2 separate regions of the Homo sapiens genome follow, and region 2 is linked to region 1. A link is an interaction called in ENCODE POLR2A ChIA-PET data of the cell type or tissue named here. Cell type or tissue: HepG2. All regions are shown on one strand. Links, peaks and the distances in the headings refer to the core of each region. The heading gives the core; the rest is flanking DNA.

Region 1 (4,229 bases), core at 1-4,000:
GAAGCCACGGGAAGTCTATTTGGTCCAATGTATCATCTGTCTGGTAATTATTTGCTGTCCTTTTGAATTCATTTGTCTTTTTCAGATTGTGGGGCATTTGCCTGGTAATACTAACAATAATCAATAATATCAGTCAGGGATAAAGACACAGATAAATTGCATGGAAAAAGGATGGTGGGGGGATCCATTTCTGGCTGTGTATTTCGCTGCCTTGTTGGCCCTATCATTCTCTAGAGATACAGCATCAGGGCCAGGTGTGGTGGCTCACGCCTGTAATCTCAGCATTTTGGGAGGCTGAGGTGGGCAGATCACAGGATCAGGAAATCAAGATCATCCTGGCAAACATGGTGAAACCCGTCTCTACTAAAAATACAAAAATTAGCCGAGTGTGGTGGCATGTGCCTGTAATCCCAGCTACTCGGGAGGCTGAGGCAGGAGAATCGCTTGAACCCAGGAGGTGGAGGTTGCAGTGAGCCAAGATCGTGCCACTGCACTCCAGCCTGGGCAACAGAGCGAGACTCCATCTCAAAAAAAAAGAAAAAAAAGATATAGCATCAGTCTCCTTAGTATGGGCTAAACAATGAGCAACAGCAATTTTTCTTGGGAGGTGAATAGCCTGTAGTAGGGCAAGAATTATATGCCCATTGGTAACAGGAGTACCAGTAGCGTTTAAGAATTCTCAGGATTGGTCATGAATGGTGGCTCATGCCTGTAATCCCAGTACATTGGGAGGCTGAGGCAGGAGGATTGCTCTAGGCCAGAAGTTCAAGACCAGCCTGGGCAACATACTGAGACCCCCATCTCTCCAAAAAAAGAATTCTCAGGATTTCCAGATTGCACCAATGGTCAGCAGACTCCAACTGGAGTTGGTATAAATAGTGGCAGTTTTCCCTTCTGCCAATGCGCAAGCTCTAATAAGAGCTATAAATTCCCCAGCCTGGGGTTTACTCTACTGTGGGCAAACAGGACCTCAAGTGTTTCCTGTGGGGAAACTATGACATAGCAGTTATTGTGTTCCCCCAGAAACCTCGTTTATGGGAGCCATCACAAAATAGGAGTGAGTCTGTGTTGTCTAAAGGGTGCACAACAGGTCTCATGACCTTGAGACCATTTCTATCATTGGAAGGCAATCATGTGGAATGGAGTAGGGTTCTCCATCATCAGGGAGGGCTAATAGAGTAGCCAGATTGTTTTTGTTTTTGTTTTTGTTTTGAGACAGTCTCACTCTGTTGCCCAGACTGGAGTACAATGATGCAATCTCAGCTCACTGCAACCTCTGCCTCTGGGCTCAAGCAATCCTCCCACCTCTGCCTCCTAAGTAGCTGGGACCACAGGCATGTGTCGCCATGCCCAGCTAATTTTTGTATTTTGTGTAGAGACAGGGTTTTGCCATGTTGCCCAGGCTGGTCTCGAACTCCTGGGCTCAAGTGATCCACCCGCCTCAGCCTCCCAAAGTGCTGAGATTACAGGTATGAGCCACCATGCCTAGCCGAGTAGCCAGATTTACAGTGGCACAATGATGTAAGATAATGGAGGGTTTGGTTAATAGGACCTGTTCATAGGTCTATTGCCATGTGGAGAGGTACTATGTCTTATGAACTTGGAAGATGGACAGCATGGGGAACATAACAGAAAATGGATAAGCCTAACATGAGTGCTGGCTTTGTCAGTTACAGAGTCAGCTGCAGCCATCACATGCAGGCATGAGGGCAGGCCTGCTGCCACAGGATTCAATTGGCATGAGAAATATAGGATATATCTGAGAGGCAAAAGGTTGCATAGAATACCTCCAGCAATTCCATTATTTTCATGGTAATAGAAGTGAAAAGATTAGTCAAAATTCAGTAAGCCAACATCAGAGGTATGGGAAATGCTAATTTTAAGGCTACAAAGGAGGTTAGTGCCTCTCAGGGCCAGAAAATGGGTGCTGGGATGGTGTCTTCAAGGAGGGCATACAGAGGTTTGGCAAGGGCAGCAAAATTAGAAATCCATTGGTGACAATAGCCAGCTGTCACTGGAAATTTTTGTAGTTTTTGTTTGTTTGTTTTTTGAGACGGAGTCTCGTTCTGTCGCCAGGCTGGAGTGCAGTGGTGCAATCTCAGCTCACTGCAAACTCCGCTTCCTGGGTTCAAACGATCCTCCTTCCTCAGCCGCCCGAGTAGCTGAGACTACAGGTGCCCGCCACCACGCCCAGCTAATTTTTTGTATTTTTAGTAGAGAGAGGGTTTCACCATGTTGGCCAGGATGGTCTGGATCTCTTGACCTTGTGATCCGCTGCCTCGGCCTCCCAAAGTGTTGGGATTACAGGCATGAGCCACTGCATCTGGCTTATTTGTTTGTTTTTGAGACAAGGTCTTGCTTTGTCACCAGGCTGGAATGCAGTGGTGCAATCATGGCTCATTGCAGCCTCAACCTCCAGGGCTCAAGCAATCCTCCCACCTTGGCCTTCCAAAGTGCTGGAACTACAGGCATGAAACCACTGCGCCCAGCCGTATAAAGTTGTTTTTTTTTTTGTTTTGGGGAGAGAGATAAACAAAATTGACTTAAGACATTTGGGGGTGAGCTTCTGAATGCCCTGAGATAGCTCATGTCCCAAGTAGGTAATAGTTGTTTGTACCCACTGAGTTTAGATTAGAAGGCTTCATGGCCTTCTTCAGCCAGCACCTTTAGGAGAAGGAGGAAGTCTGTAAGAGCATCCTGCTTAGTATATTTTCTTTTATTTTTCTTTCTTTCTTTTTTTTTTTTTTGAGACAGAGTCACACTCTATCACCCAGGCTGGAGTGCAGTGGCATGATCTTGGCTCAGTGCAACCTCTGCCTTTCAGGTTCAAGCGATTCTCCTGCCTCAGCCTCCTGAGTAGCTGGGACTACAGGGATGTGCCACCATACCCAGCTACTTTTTGTATTTTTAGTAGAGATGGGGTTTTGCCATGTTGGTCAGGCTGGTCTCGAACTCCTGACCTCAGGTGATCTGCCCGCCTCGGCCTCCCAAAGTGCTGGGATTACAGGCATGAGCCACTACGCCTGGCCTGCTTAGTATATTTTCTTTTTCTTTTTCTTTCTTTTTTTTTTTTTTTTTTTTGAGACAGAGTCTCGCTCTATCCAGGCTGGAATGCAGTGGTGCGATCTCAGCTCACTGCAAGCTCCGCTTCCCGGGTTCACGCCATTCTCCTGCCTCAGCCTCCCGAGTAGCTGGGACTATAAGCGCCCGCCACCACACCCAGCTAATTTTTTGTATTTTTAGTAGAGATGGGGTTTCACCGTGTTAGCCAGGATGGTCTCGATCTCCTGACCTCAGGTGATCCACCCGCCTCGGCCTCCCAAAGTGCTGGGATTACAGGCGTGAGCCACCACACCTAGCCTGCTTAGTATATTTTCAAAGTAAAAGATCAACATATTGGCAAGAGTGGAACCTTGGGTCAAGGCTACAGAATCTAAGTCAGCTTTAAGAACTTAGGAAAATATTGAGGGAGACTCACAATGTCTCTGAGATGTGTGAGTCCATGTTAACTGTCTCCCTCTCAGTGTAGTTGTATAACCATACCAGATCAATCTGGTTCAACTTTTATGTAACAAAGTTGTGAGCTGCATACCTGGTTCATCTGGGCACAGTCAGGGTAAGTGACCTTCAACCTGAGGATCCACAGCAACTGAAAAAAAACTCACAACTTTGACTTTGTTACATAAAAGTTGAGCCACAGTGGGCACCGTGGCTCACACCTATAATCCCAGCACTTTGGGAGGCTGAGATGGGAGGATTGCTTGAGCCCAGGAGTTCAAGACCAGCCTGGGCAACATGGCAAAAGCCTATTTCTACAAAAAAATTTTAAAAATTAGCTAGTCATGGTGACACACACATGTAGTCCCAGCTACTTGGGAGGTTAAGGTGGGAGGATCACTTCAGCCTGGAAGGTCAAGGCTGCAGTGAGCTGTGATCACACCATTGTACTCCAGCCTGGTTGACAGAGCAAGACCCCATCACACACACGCGCACACACACACACACACACACACAGAAAAGCTGAGCCAGATTCGGTTGGACACAGTTACAAATCCCCCTTGAAACACCCCACCCCTCATTCTTGAGCGGTTAGGGATGAAGGTCATTCTTCTCTGTCTACTTCATGCTGACAGGGAACAGTGAGGCTACTAAAGTTAGAGGAGTGAAATTCTCAGGCTCCTGAGTTCAAATAAGTTTTTTAGTCATCTGAAGTTGCTCAAAGGAGCTGG
Region 2 (4,523 bases), core at 216-4,215, 280 kb before region 1:
CAGAGGGTATACTCCATTTCTCGCCACATTCATACCCTGATTTGCAACCGGCAAAAGGGTCCGCTGCTTACTTGTAAAAAGAAGCCCATGTAACAAGAGTGAGGTGTGATAAGAAGAGAGAGTGAGATGTGATTATCCATGCTAGCAAGGGAGGAGTGAGTGTAATTCTTTCCAAAAATTTACACTCTTCAGTTTGTGGAGAGAATGCAGGTGTTTCTGTTTGTTTTTTGAGAGGGAGTCTCGCTCTGTCACCCAGGCCGGAGTGCAGTAGCACGATTTCTGCTCATTGCAAGCTCTGCCTCCTGGGTTCATGCCATTCCACTGCCTCAGCCTCCTGAGTAGCTGGGACTACAGGTGCCCGCCACCAAGCCTGGCTAATTTTTTTTTTTTTTTTTTCTGTATTTTCAGTAGAGACGGGGTTTCACCGTGTTAGCCAGGATGGTCTCGATCTCCTGGCCTCGTGATCCACCTCGGCCTCCCAAAATGCTAGGATTACAGGCGTGAGCCACCGCGCCTGGCCCCGAATGCGGGGGTATTTTAAGAGAGGATTTGGAATGCAGAAAAGGCAGAGGGGCTGGGAGGTATCAGGTGGCGTGACTCACTCCAATGGCTTGTCTTGAATTATTGTTTCATCTGGTGAAAGGGCCGGTGCCGTCATGGCTAGAGGTGTCTGGTCCGTATCAGGATCTGGCCTCTGAAGCTTCTAAGGAAATATATGACCAGATAAGTGAGTGTGGTGTGTTCTTAGCAAGCGGCTAGGTAAGTAAATAGTGCATAAGGCATGGGGGCATAGAATGGGAAAAGAGGCCAGGTGCGGTGGATCATGCCTGTAATCCCAGCACTTTGGAAGGCCAAGGTGTTGCAGGCTGCACATCTGAAGCCTGTTAACAATACTGTGATCAATCAAGGAGCTGACCAATCATTACCTCCTCCTCCCAGCTCTTTCTACCCAATAAAAGTGAAGGACTCTAGAAGCTCAGGGCTGCCTTTGCCTACTAGAAGCAAGGAGCCCCCGACTCCCTCTTTAAAAAATCCTTTTGTATTTGTTTTCATTTCTATGTTCATCCCCCTTCGTTCATTCCCGTAGTAACCATCACACCAAGGCGGCTAGAACAGTTAAGAACAGGAGTTTGAGACCAGCCTGGCCAACATGGCGAAACCCCGCCTCTACAAAAAATTAGTTGGGCGTGGTGACGTGAGCCTGTAATCCCAGCTACTCAAGAGGCTGAGGCAGGAGGATCGCTTGAGCCCGGGAGGTGGAGGTTGCAGTGAACAGAGATCATGCCACCGCACTCCAGACTAGGTGACAAAGTGAGACTCTCTATCCAAAAAAAAAAAAAACCGGGAAAAGAAAGGGAGAGGAGGTTCACATTCTGAACATTCCAAGGTAGAAACACATCTGCACTTTGTTTCAAAGTTACACCTTAAGATTGGGAAAAAAGGAGGAAAGAAAACAAAGTTGTTTTTGGGTTTTTTTTTTTGTTTTGTTTTGTTTTTGAGACAGAGTCTTGCTCTGTCACCCAGGCTGGAGTGCAGTGGCGCAATCTCAGGTCACTGCAACCTCCGCCTCCCAGGTTCAAGTGATTCTCCTGCCTCAGCCTCCAAAGTAACTGGGATTACAGGCGCCCACCACCACACTAGGCTAATTTTTGTATTTTTTGTAGAGATGGGGTTTCACCATGTTGGCCAGGCTGGTCTCAAACTCCTGACCTCAAGTAATGCGCCCACCTTGGCCTCCCAAAGTGCCGGGATCACAGGCGTGAGCCACTGTCCCTACTGGAAAACAAAGCTTTAAAATGCAATTTGAAGCCATGCTGCTGGGTTACAGATTCAATGCAAATCTAATCAAAATCCTAACAGTTCGTTTTTTTAAATCAGCAAGCTGATTGTAAATTTCATCTGAAAATGTCAAGGACCAGAACTAGCCCAGGAAATCCTGAGGAAGAGGGCATTCTAATGGTGAACTCATACTACAAGAACAAACTCAAACTACAAACTCATACTACAACTCATACTACTCAAACTCCTAAACATACTCAAACTCATACTACAAGAACATACTCAAGAACAAACTATGGTAATGAAGACAATTTGGTATCGGTGCAAAGATGAACAAACTGGCCAGTGGAATGGGACAGAGGGTCACCTGACTTCTGACAGAGGGGACATACCAGTGCAGTGGGGAAGGAATGCGGCTTCGGTGTGTGGAGCTGAGTCATTTGGCTATCCATAGGAAAAAAGCGTACCTTGAGCCAACCTCACACCACCCACAAAAATCTATTCTATTTGGTTTGCTAATCTAATTATAAAATATTAAGCAATTTGCCGGGCACAGTGGTTCATGCCTATAATCCCAACTGCTTGGGAGGCTGAGGTGGGTGGATCACTTGAGCCAAGGAGTTCGAAACCAGCTTGGGCAACATAGTGAGACCCCATCTCTAAAAATAAATAAACAAATAATCAAATAAAATATTAAGCAGTGTTTACAGAAAGAAAGAGAATATCTTTGTGACTTTAGAGTAGGCAAATGCTTCTCTTTGTTTTTTTTTATTTTGTTGCATACCAAAAATTTTTCTTAAACAGGACACAAAAAGTACTAATTATAGAAGAAAAAATTAATAAATCAGACTATATGAAAATTAAGAAATTCTGTTCAACAAAAGACATCACTGAAACAGTGAAAAGGCAACTCTCAGAATGGGTGAATATCTGCAGCTGACAACGAACTCTTATCCAAAAACTCCTACAAATCAATTAGAAAAATCCAGCCAATAGAAAATGGGCAAAAGACTTGAATAGATGTCTCACAAAAGAGGAGGTCTAGGTGGCCAATGAACGTCTGAAAGGGTGCACAACTTCACTGGCTCAGCCTTGTAAGAAAAGCTCAAATTAATTCAATAACGTGCTATCATTGCACACCCATCAGAATGGCTAAAATGAAAGAGACCAGCCAGGCGTGGTGGCTCACACCTGTCATCCCAGCACTTTGGGAGGCCGAGGCGAGCAGATCACCTGAGGCCAGCAGTTCCTGACCAGCCTGACCAACATGGCGAAACCTCATCTCTACTAAAAATACAAAAATTAGCCGGGCGTGATGGCACGCGCCTGTAATCCTAGCTACTCAGGAGGCCGAGGCAAGAGAATCATTTGAACCTGGGAAGCGGAAGTTGCAGTGAGCCGAGATCATGCCATGGCACTCCAGCCTGGGCAGCAAGAGTAAAACTCTGTCTCAGAAAAAAAAAAAAAAAAAAAGAAAAAGACCAACAATAACAAATGTTGGAAAGAATCTGGCACAACAGAACTCTCACATGCTGTTGGTGCAAATGTCAATTGTAAAACCACTTTGAAAAACTGGCATTTGGGGTTGGGCACAGTGGCTTACGCCTGTAATCCCAGCACTTTGGGAGGCCAAGACGGGCGGATCACCTGAGGTCAGGAGTTCCGAGACCAGCCTGGCCAACATGGTGAAACCCCATCTCTACTAAAAATACAAAAAATAGCTGGGCATGGTGGTGGGCACCTGTAATCCTAGCTACTTAGGAGGCTGAGATGGGAGAATTGCTTGAACCCAGGAGGCAGAGGTTGCAGTGAGCTGAGATTGCACCATTGCACTCCAGCCTGGCCGACCAGCGAAACTCCATCTCAAAAAAAAAAAAAAGAAAGAAAGGAAAAACTGGCATTTTCAGCTGGGCACGGTGGCTCCTGCCTGTAATCCCAGCACTTTGGGAAGCTGAGGTGGATGGATCACTTGAAGTCAGGAGTTCAAGACCAGCCTGACCAACATGGTGAAACCCCGTCTCTACTAAAAATACAAAAATCAGCCGGGCATGGTGGCACATGCCTGTAATCCCAGCTACTCGGGAGGCTGAGGCAGGAGAATCGCTTGAACCCAGGAGGTGGAGGTTGCAGTGAGCTGAGATGGTGCCACTGCACTCCAGCCTGGGCAAGAAGAGCGAAACTCCGTCTCAAAAAAAAAAAAAAAAAGAAAGAAAGAAAAACTGGCATTTTCTTTTTCTTTCTTTTTTTTTTTTTTAAAGACAGGGTCCCACTCTGTCACCCAGGGTGGAATGCAGTGTTGTGATCACTGCTCACTGCAGCTTTGACATCCCAGGCTAAATCAATCCTCCCACCCTGCCTCCTAGAGTAGCTGGAACTGCAGGCGTGCACCAGTGTGCCTGGCTATTTATTTATTTAGAGACAGAGTCTGGCTCTGTTACCCAGGCTGGAGTACAGTGGTGCAATCTCAGCTCACCAAAACCTCCAGTGGGTTCAAGCGATTCTCCTGCCTCAGCTTCCCGAGTAGCTGGGACTACAGGCGTCGCCACCATGCCCAGCTAATATTTTTAGTAGAGTCGGGATTTCACCATGTTGGTCATGCTGGTCTCAAACTCCTGACCTCAGGTGATCCACCCGCCTCAGCCTCCCAAAGTGCTGGGATTACAGGCATGTGCCACTGCGCCGAGCTAATTTTGTATTTTCAGTAGAGACGGGGTCTTACTATGTTGGCCAGGCTGGTCTGAAAC

The links. Peaks named below come from ENCODE experiments on the same cell type or tissue, not always from the same donor. Only the 100,000 strongest peaks of a DNase experiment are listed, where the experiment ranks them.
Region 2: POLR2A ChIA-PET joins it to region 1 with 7 read pairs; 3 of 35 experiments call an interaction of 5 or more read pairs at or near these places.

The regions. Positions count from the first base shown.
Region 1 is chr22:23,919,891-23,924,119 of GRCh38, reverse strand. No RefSeq gene overlaps it. Among named protein-coding and RNA genes, the nearest start is that of MIF-AS1, 23 kb to the right of the region's middle. In HepG2, for the core only: no CTCF peak of the experiment used is centred there; DNase peaks (open chromatin) are centred at 2,349 and 3,582.
Region 2 is chr22:24,198,526-24,203,048 of GRCh38, reverse strand. No RefSeq gene overlaps it. Among named protein-coding and RNA genes, the nearest start is that of SUSD2, 19 kb to the right of the region's middle. In HepG2, for the core only: no CTCF peak of the experiment used is centred there; DNase peaks (open chromatin) are centred at 728 and 2,198.